Regions from separate parts of the Mus musculus genome. Here region 1 is linked to region 2. A link is a contact called in ENCODE Hi-C or POLR2A ChIA-PET data. All regions are on one chromosome and are shown on one strand. The core of a region is the stretch at or near the end of the contact, and the rest is flanking DNA. Distances in the headings are between cores, read along the strand shown. Region 1 holds the start of Sh3d21 (SH3 domain containing 21). Region 2 holds the start of Stk40 (serine/threonine kinase 40).

Region 1 (4,650 bases), core at 1,147-3,646, 59 kb before region 2:
TGAGCCTGTGGGAGCTTTGAGTGGGAGAAGGGCAGAAAAGAAGGCTGCGGGAGGCATAGGCGCTCTGGCCTGTGGATGGGTAGAGTGCTAGCACTGATGCCAGTCTTCTTCCCTTGCAGCATGACGACCGGGAAGGCGAGGGCAGCGACAAGTGGATGGGCCGAGGCCGAGGCCGAGGAGCCTTTCCCCGGGGGCGGGGCCGGTTCATGTTCCGGAAGTCCAGTACCAGCCCCAAGTGGGCCCATGACAAGTTCAGTGGGGAGGAGGGAGAGATAGAAGACGACGAGAGTGGGACAGAGAACAGAGAAGAGAAGGACAGTTTACAGCCCTCAGCTGAGTAGGGGCCGCTCTTGATGGAGCCCTTGCCCGGGGAAGAAAGGCGCTGGGAGAGGCTGGTGGAGCTAAACAAGGAGCCTCAAGAAGATCCTGAAAACGCCACCCCACAACCCACTTGCCACACAGAATCCATCCCACGACAGCAGAGTGTCCCTGGTGCCATCCGTCTCACTGGACAGAGGACAGGACGTTGCCACCGAGCCTAGATGAGACCACACACTGGGCTCCTGCTGCTGCTGGTGGTGTGGGGGGTGGGCAGGGTAGGGAGAAGGATGCTGATGCTTGGACTTTGTTTTGGTTTTGTTGTCCCACCCCCACTCCCACCCCAATTAGAAACCAAGTTTTCTTCATTGCATTTCATTTGGAACTAAATGGGAATTTGGTTTTCAGTCTCTTCCTGTCCTGAGTTTTATTAAGAAATCCTTTTTTCTTTTTCTTCTTTTTAGGGGATATATAGTAATATTAGTGTAAAGATTTTAATTTGGGCAACTTTGACTCTTAAGAGAAAACAAAGCATGTGAATAAAAATTGAAGTGTTCACCTCAGTTTGGGACCAAACTGCTTGGATCTTGTACAAACCGGTTTTGTATGTTGAGGAGGAGTTTAAGGCCTTTCTGACCACCTCGTGTTCCCCTTTCTACACAGCCATGTATCCCGTGGAGTTGCTCCCAGCCTCCCCATGCACCCTGCTCTGTCTCATTTCTCCTGGGCTGGGCTTCCCATTCTCCACCAGCAGCTCCAGTGTCCCAACCTTTGTAGTCCTGCTGGTCTTCAGCAAGAGGAGTGGAAACTGGAGGGCAGTTTCTGGACGGTTTTCTAAGAAACTTCTGAATTCTATTATCTTTACAAATACAAGATGAGAAAATAATTTTTTCAATATTTTTTATTAATCTTTTTATAAAATGAAAAGAAACGCCTATGATTAAGGATGGTGGTTATGGCTGGGTGGTCTGTGGGGTTGTGTGTTTTTGGGTTTTTCCTTTTTTTTTTCTCTTTAACCTTACGTTTTGGGTTGAAACATTTTCAGATGTTGGGGGGCATCCTCATTAAAGGGTCCTTGTGCTTGCCTTCCGGGGCAGCGGTCCCCAGCAGGTGAACCGCTGCCTGCGCGCATCTGTTGGACGCCGACTGCACCCTCCTCCCTCCCCAGCCTTCGCTCTTGGGTTGTTGTGCATACTTCCCTTTACTTTGCTAATTTCAATAGTTATGTTGGTTTTACTTGAATGATTCATGTTTAGGGGAGAACAAAAAAACACCCTTAAATTTTTGTTTCAACTCCTCCTGCAAATAAAAACAATAAATGAAGTGGCAGATGTAAACGGACTGTGTTTGTTGCTTGTGTGAGTGACCCTGGGTTAATAGGTCCCATAGAATATACCATAGTTTTCGTCTCTGGGAAGAAGGACTTCTTGTTCTCAGTGGAGGCTGTGCATTCTGTGTTTTTGACTCCTCCAAGAACCAAACCTAGCTACCATGCCAGAAGTCAGGACTTTGGCTTCCTTGGTGCTGGGGCAGGGGTCAAGGCTGCAGTGAGCTGGCTCGGCCTTTATATGTTAACCCACAAGGAAGAGGTGAGCCTAGCCCAACTGGTAAACTGGGTGGACCCTAACCTTCAGACTCTTGCCAGCCCTTATTAAAAGTTGATTCTTGCTGCCTTTCCCCAAGGAGAATCTGCAGTAGTTATCAGAAATCCAACTAGGCCCCCAAGTGAGTCGAAGCTTCAGGGGGGGTTGAAGTTTGGAATATACCCGCCATAGCTTTTCAGAGACAGGAGCTAGTATCTCTATCTGGGGCCACTTTCCCAGGAATGGCCCCACCCTGGTATGTACCTCTTCCACCTTCCCCTGCAGCTAAGAACTTGCAAGCCAGAAGAGGGTGGGCCAGGAAATGTTATAAAAGACATAGAGTCTGGCCTAGGTTGGGAGACTTGGCTAAAGTAGAGCTCTTGGGGAAGCTGTTACCCCAGCCCTGGGCTGAGACCCTGGACTCCTCCTTCAAGAATTGGGGCCCAACCTGCTGAGCCAGGCCGCCCACTCCTACTACCTGGATCCTGACCTATGACTCGAGTCTCCGCCTCATCCACATCCAGTCTACCGCCTGGCGGCTTCGCCCGCCCTCCGAGCACCCAATGCCCAGCCTGACGGTCAGGCTGCGCAGGGAGCCCCAGAAGTCATGGGTATGTGTGTGGGGGTTCGGGGTGGGTTCTTCTAAACACTTTCCGAAGGGCAAAGTCCACGGACGTCCCCACAGCCTTTCTTAGCTCGCTTCCGCCCGTAGAGGTCCTGGTCCTGGCCAGATACCGAGCGCAGACGGAGGACGAGCTGAGTCTGGCTCCGGGGGACGTGATCCGGCAGGTGTGCGCGGGGCCCGCTCGGGGCTGGCTGCTTGGGGAGTTGCGGGGCCGCCGCGGTCGCTTCCCCAAGCGCCTGGTGCAGGTGAGGCCTGGTACGGGTATGGCTGCGCGGGGGAGCAGGAGCGGCCCTGGCCTCAGCCTCGGGCCTTGTGCCTAGTGCCGCCCCTATGTGATTTTCCCAGGAGATTCCGGAGGCCCTGCGGGGCGTCACCGAGTCCAGACCGCGCTTTCCGCGCCGTAGTCGCCGTGAGTCGGGCGCTGGGCCGGCGGGTGGGGCCTCACTGCCCGCGTGGAACATGACGGCTGTGGGTGGGGCACCCGCGGCTATTTTGCAGCCCCCTGATTGGCTTGAAGTACAATGCTCCGCTCGAGGGCGGGGCCTGAAGCTACTAAAGGGAGTTCTGGGGTCCAACTCTTCCCCAGTGCTGCAGACGGGGCTCCCTGCTCAGAGCTGCTTCCCTGCTTGTCTGGCCTAGGTCACCCCATCAACTCTCGGGACCCCCAAAGATGGTGCAGAGTGAACTTCAACTACAGCCCAGAGCAGGCAGACGAGCTGACGCTTCAAACTGGGGAGATTTTGGAAGTGATAAAGGAGGTGAGGGGTCCTGGGGGCACTTGGGGAGATGCTGCAGCTATTCACACAGAAGAAAGTGAAGTAAGGGTGGGGGCGATGGGAAGGGAGGCAGCTGGGGAGGATGTAGTCCTTGGGTAGAACCAAGGATGGACACCTCAGTTACTCTTGGACAGAACCAGATGCTCCCGCATCCTTCCCCTTCCCCAGATTGAGGACGGCTGGTGGCTGGGAGAGAAGAACGGGCAGTTGGGAGCCTTCCCATCCAACTTTGTGGAATTGCTGGACAGTGGGCCCCCAAGTGAGACCGTGACCCTGTGATCCCCTGGGACCAGACTCAGCAATCTTCAGCGATCTTCCCAGTGACCCTCCTGACCTCGTGACCCCTTTGGCCCCCTCCCTTGACCTAGCTAAATTAGCACCTCCCTAACACCATCGATTCTTCTTCTGCAGGCCTTGGAAATACAGACATACCGCCAATTACCCCAAATTCACAGAGGCCTCCTAAGGTAAATTGGGTCATGGTGGGCACAGCCAGCGAATTCTTTCCCCCCTGCCCCCAGAGCTGAGGATTGAACCCAGGGCCTTGGGCTTGCTAGGCAAGCGCTCTACCACTGAGCTAAATCTCCAACTCCCAGCGAATTCTTAAAATGGCTTGACACTTGTCTCATTCCCCCCTTTCTCTGCCCCCAATAGTTGAGCAACTTGACATATGACAGCCCTCCAGACTACCTGCGGACAGGTGAGCCCTCCCTCGGTACCAGATCTATGTGGGAGGTGAACTGGCTAGGTTGTTGGAGGGAGTCACTGGCTGCGGAGGGAAGGGCTACACACTAGAGTGACCTTCTTTTAGTCTCCTGCCCTGAGACCTGCAGGGTCCTATTTGACTACCAACCCGAGGCCCCAGATGAGCTGGCACTGCAGAAGGGGGACCTGGTGAAAGTTCTGAGAAAGGTATGAGAGGATTAGGAGTTACAGAAGAGTAAGGAGTGGGGCCCAGGCAAGAAGAACTTGAGCGATGCTCACCTCCCCCCACTGGCTTGTTTCCTAACCAGACAACTGAGGATAAGGGCTGGTGGGAAGGAGAATGCCAAGGCAGAAGAGGAGTTTTTCCTGACAACTTTGTCATCCCACCGCCCCCAGTGAGTATGGAGTCAGGTATGGGGAGGAGAAAGGAAAGGCAATTTAAAAAAAAAAAAAACCGGGAAACCGAGTATGGTGGTACATGCCTTTAGACCCAGCATTTGGGACACAGAGACCAGTGGATCCCTGAGTGTGAGGCCAGCCTGGTCTATAGAGCATGGATCCCTGAGTGTGAGGCCAGCCTGGTCTATAGAGCACGTTCAGGAGAACCAGAGTTACACAGCGAAGCCCTGTCTCAGAAGAGTAG
Region 2 (4,201 bases), core at 332-2,831:
ACTATCCTCCTGTCACTACTGCTCAGGCTTCCCAGACTGAGCTAGCAGCTTCCCCACTGGGCTCCCTCAGCATTCAGTTTCTGTTGCTTTTGTAGATCACATTTCACCTATCTGCTTGCAGGTCAGTTTCCTCTAGCTGGACAGTGAACTAGTTCGGATAAGAACCTCTTTATTAGGTGTTAGCGCAACTCTCCATAATGACTCTTTTTACCATGGCCAGTGGTTTGCAAATGAGGACGAATACAAATGACCCAAGGTCGGGCAACCAGAAAGCAGCGGCACCAGAATCTGAATTTAAGGAGTCCAGAGCAAGGTTGACACACACTTTTAATCCCAGGCTTTAAGGAGTGAGCCTCCAAAGCCTACGAATACTACACAGCACTAGGCTCTACAGGCAGGGCCCTTTTGTTATGAGAAAAATGAATGAATGAATGAATGAATGAATGGGGACTATCTCTGGCAGAGATAGTCTAATCCACAATCAAATAACAGGGCCTTTAAGGAGGAACTCACAACGTTGTTTATAAATAAGGGCTATAGGATTTTGCTCTTCCTTATCTCATGCAAAACTACTCAGCCGAGAGGGAAAGGCGCCCAGCCCAGCGTGACTACCCTCTTCCTCAATGATTCTCAAAACCAGCAAAGCCAACCGGTTTCCTCCAGTGACTTAAAACAGAGCAAAGTCTATCCTGCCACCGAAGGTGGCTGTCAGCTCTTCCTTCTGCCAACAACCTGGGGGAGTGGGGGTGGACGGAGAAGCCACCGGGAATCCGAAAGCTCCTACCCAAGATTGAAAGGTGGGGCCAAGCATCGTAGGAATGGGCGGGCCTGACCAGGATGGCAGGTGAAACACTGACCACAGCAAGCTCTCCCACGGTGAAGACCGGCCCAACGTGGATCTGGCAAGCAGGTTGCTGTGACTCGCACCTGAACGCCGCCCAGGATGTGAAAATTCCCCAGCAGCGATGGTGTTGGTGCCAACGGGTGAGGGCTCCAGGAGGAAAACCTTGGCTGGCTCTCCTTGGGGACTCGTTCTAACTTTCAAGTCACTCTCTAGGTCAGGAGAGAAGCATGGAGAGGAGGAGCGGGTCTCTCTGGGAGAAAAACTAGAGCGGGCCAAACGCCGGCTGCTTCGATGACTGGTTGAGTGGGTCTGGGCAAGGCGAGCAGTGCCCATTTCCCAGGGCTGCGGCAAAAGACCGAGGCTCCCGGCAGCCGACGCCCCCGCTGCCGGGAAGGACAGACCTCCAGTGGCGGAGGGGGAATTCACTATAGCCGTTCTGGTCGCGCCGGTCAGCTTCGGGCTGTCACCGGGGTCCCTCCGCCACGGTGGCCCGCCCCGCCAGCACGCAGCCCCCACCCGGCTCCGCGTCCCGGGACCCCGAACTCACCTTTCCCGGGGAATCAGCGCTCCTTGCCCATAGTCCGCAGCCCAGAGTCGGGGCTGCTCGGCGCTCCGTCCCGGGGGCCGGGGCCGGGCCGGGGGCGTGGGAGCCGCTCACCGCCGCCTCCCAGCGCAGCCGCCAGAGCTGCCGCCGCCGCCTCCCTCCATGGCTGCGGCGCCGCCACCTGACAACGGAAGTGACGCATAGGCTCTCGGCCCCGCCTCCCGCCCCCTCGCCTGAGTTTGGGGTTGGTGCGCCATCTTCAGGATGGGCGGAAGCCTTCAGGCAGGAAGCCCAGATAAGATCGCCAATTGGTTCTGGGTGGAGTCTGGGTCGAAATCTGTAAAGTGATTGGACAGTCAGGGGGCGGTACTTACCGCTAATCTACATCTACAGTGGGACTGGGACAGAGGCGCCGGTCCGCCTTGGCTCTGCAGAACCTCACCGACTTATGCTCTCCTTGCTGGGGTTGGGGACGTCTCTAAGTGGTTGCAAAACCCGCCAACTGCACTGCATTCTTTAGAAAAGTAGTCTTTCTTTGCTCCCCATTTCTCGGCTTCTGGAAATTTGTGTGGGAAAGTGCTGAAGTTGGGTACAAGAGAAGTCAAGAATTGGCTGTCGCTACTGTCACAATTCATTTCACTTTAGGCCCTTCAGAAACCCCAAAGATGGCCAAGTTCATCTTGGACATCCCTAGAGTCTTGTCCAGGGAGATTGCAGTGAAGAGTTCCAATGAACGACTTCAGCCGGCTGTCTACCTCACTCCCTCCTGCCAGTTTCCGTCCTTTCTCCTCCTTCAGCAGCCACGCCCTCCATGAATCAGCTTCTTGCACCAGCAGATGAGCCCTTTAAAGGGATTGCATCAGTCTGGTGACTCACTGGGGGCCCTCGAAAATCCTGGCTTCCGTCCACTGCCGTGTAGAAGCGGCCAGAAGGGCTCGGTGGCAGCAGTACCAGCGGCCATAGTCCCACTCCTTTGTCTCAGAGTTAACAAGTGTACTTGATGACACTCTTCCCTCCCCTGGGTCATTCTGGATCCACGTGTAGACACACGTGGACACGACTAAGCCCTGCTAGGACACCGAAGGCTGGTCTTCATAATGAAGTCCCAGCCTGAATCCTTTCTTAATGTCTTTGATTGGCTTGGTGGCCATTCAGCTGCAGATAATGCTGAATAACTAGTAATGATACCAGCTCCTAAGGCCCTGTCTTATGCAAAATGAGGCACTTTTAGAGACCTGTTAACAAATGCAGAAGGTAGCACTCAGAGAGAGAGGGTAACCTCTGCCGTGACACCCAGCTAATAATGGCTGGGCTGTGGTTTGAAGAAAGTTTCGTGGGTTCCAAAAAGGCTAGAGCTTGAATCCCCATTGTATCACTTACAAACTAGGTAATTCAGTGTAAATCCTGGCTGCCCAAGTGGGGATAACACATTACACCAACCATGGGAGGACCCAAGGAGTTTCACATCCAGCTAACCACACCCTATAGATGCCCACTGGTCTCAGTCGGGGAACCTCTAGGAGGCACGTGACTCAAAGGCAGGCATCCAGAAGGCCGGCCCACTTTGCTCCTCTCTCTGACAAAGTGAGGAGAAAAAGGATTCCGGAAGCCCTGCCTTTGACAGGGATGAATCTTGGGTTTTCCAGTTCACTAATTACCAGTAAGATGAATCACTGGGCGCTGACACCACCATTCCAACTCCTGGTAGGCTCTCAGCTGACTCAAAATATAGAAGTTTTAACAAAGCAGAGGAGGAGAAAGTGCCAGCCAGAGGAGATTAAAAAAAAAAAAAAACTGTCATCAGGACACCAACTCATGGATCTCTGGGACATACATGGGTGGTGACAGTCTCCTGCTGGCTCTCCAACTCTGGCTCACTGGCAGATGGTGCTGCCATAACAAAATGACACCTGTCACAACAGCTCAAGATGGCTTCTTGAAAAGAGATAGGCAGATTGGACTATCACAGAAGGAGGGGAGACCTCACCCCCAGGAGCTTCTTCAGACTACAGAACCCCAACCCTACTTAGCAGCTGGGTTTTGGCTTCTTTGCGTCCAAGCTTCAAGGCCTGAGTATGGCAAGGTTTGGTGTTGGTTTTGCTTTTTTTTTTTTTTGGTACCTGGGACTGAACCTATGGCCTCTTCTGTGGTAGAAGGTATTTCACCACTGAGCTGTATCTCCACTGCTTTTGTTTTTGAGACAGAGTTTCAATAAGTTGCTCAGGCTGGCTCTCTAGTCTCTATAGTACTATCTGGATTTGAACCTGTAACCTACCTCCACTTCCCCAGCAGCCTGGATTATAGACTGCACCACCACATCCAGCGGTGTATCAGGTTCTGAGTGTCCAACTCACACTGGGGGTGAGCAATAGAATGGATGCCAGGAGTACTGGGAAACAGAAGAGAGTCCCAGTGGCTAGAGAAGTAGCCCAGATGGTACAATGCTGGCCTTAGCGTGTGTGACTCACTGAGTCCCAACCCTAGTATTACAATAAACCCGACATGTAATCCCAGTATCTTGGGAGGTGAAGGCACTCTTCCTTCCTTCTTTCACAGCAAATTGAAGGCCAGCTTGGACTGCATGAGACCACATGTTAAAAAACAAACACAAGCCGGGTAGTGGTGGCACGCACCTTTAATCCCAACCCTTGGGAGGCAGAGGCAAGCAGATTTCTGAGTTCGAGGCCAGCCTGGTCTACAAACTGAGTTTCAGGACAGCCAGGGCTACACAGAGAAACCCTGTCTCCAAACAAACAAACAAACAAACAAACCAAAGAAACAAAATAAAAGTGCCAGGGTTGAGATGGGCTCTG

What was found. Hi-C counts contacts between places; a loop is a spot of excess contacts on that map. ChIA-PET counts read pairs that join two places held with the same protein, here RNA polymerase II (POLR2A).
Region 1: POLR2A ChIA-PET joins it to region 2 with 12 read pairs in embryonic stem cell. The contact joins the promoter of Sh3d21 here to the promoter of Stk40 in region 2. A Hi-C loop is called at or near these places in 1 of 37 maps with a recorded cell type or tissue (mouse embryonic stem cell). POLR2A ChIA-PET finds 5 or more read pairs at or near these places in 3 of 5 experiments (Patski and embryonic stem cell).

What each region holds. Positions count from the first base shown.
Region 1 is chr4:126,161,087-126,165,736 of GRCm38, reverse strand. Sh3d21 (SH3 domain containing 21) reads left to right here and starts at 2,396. Exons shown (of 16, transcript NM_001162533.1): 1 at 2,396-2,512; 2 at 2,614-2,771; 3 at 2,872-2,935; 4 at 3,166-3,284; 5 at 3,471-3,561; 6 at 3,714-3,769; 7 at 3,957-4,002; 8 at 4,114-4,214; 9 at 4,316-4,402. The coding sequence starts at 2,509. It overlaps Thrap3 (thyroid hormone receptor associated protein 3), which reads left to right. Exons shown (of 12, transcript NM_001356455.1): 12 at 120-1,655. The coding sequence ends at 341.
Region 2 is chr4:126,101,337-126,105,537 of GRCm38, reverse strand. Stk40 (serine/threonine kinase 40) reads right to left here and starts at 1,581. Exons shown (of 11, transcript NM_028800.3): 1 at 1,392-1,581.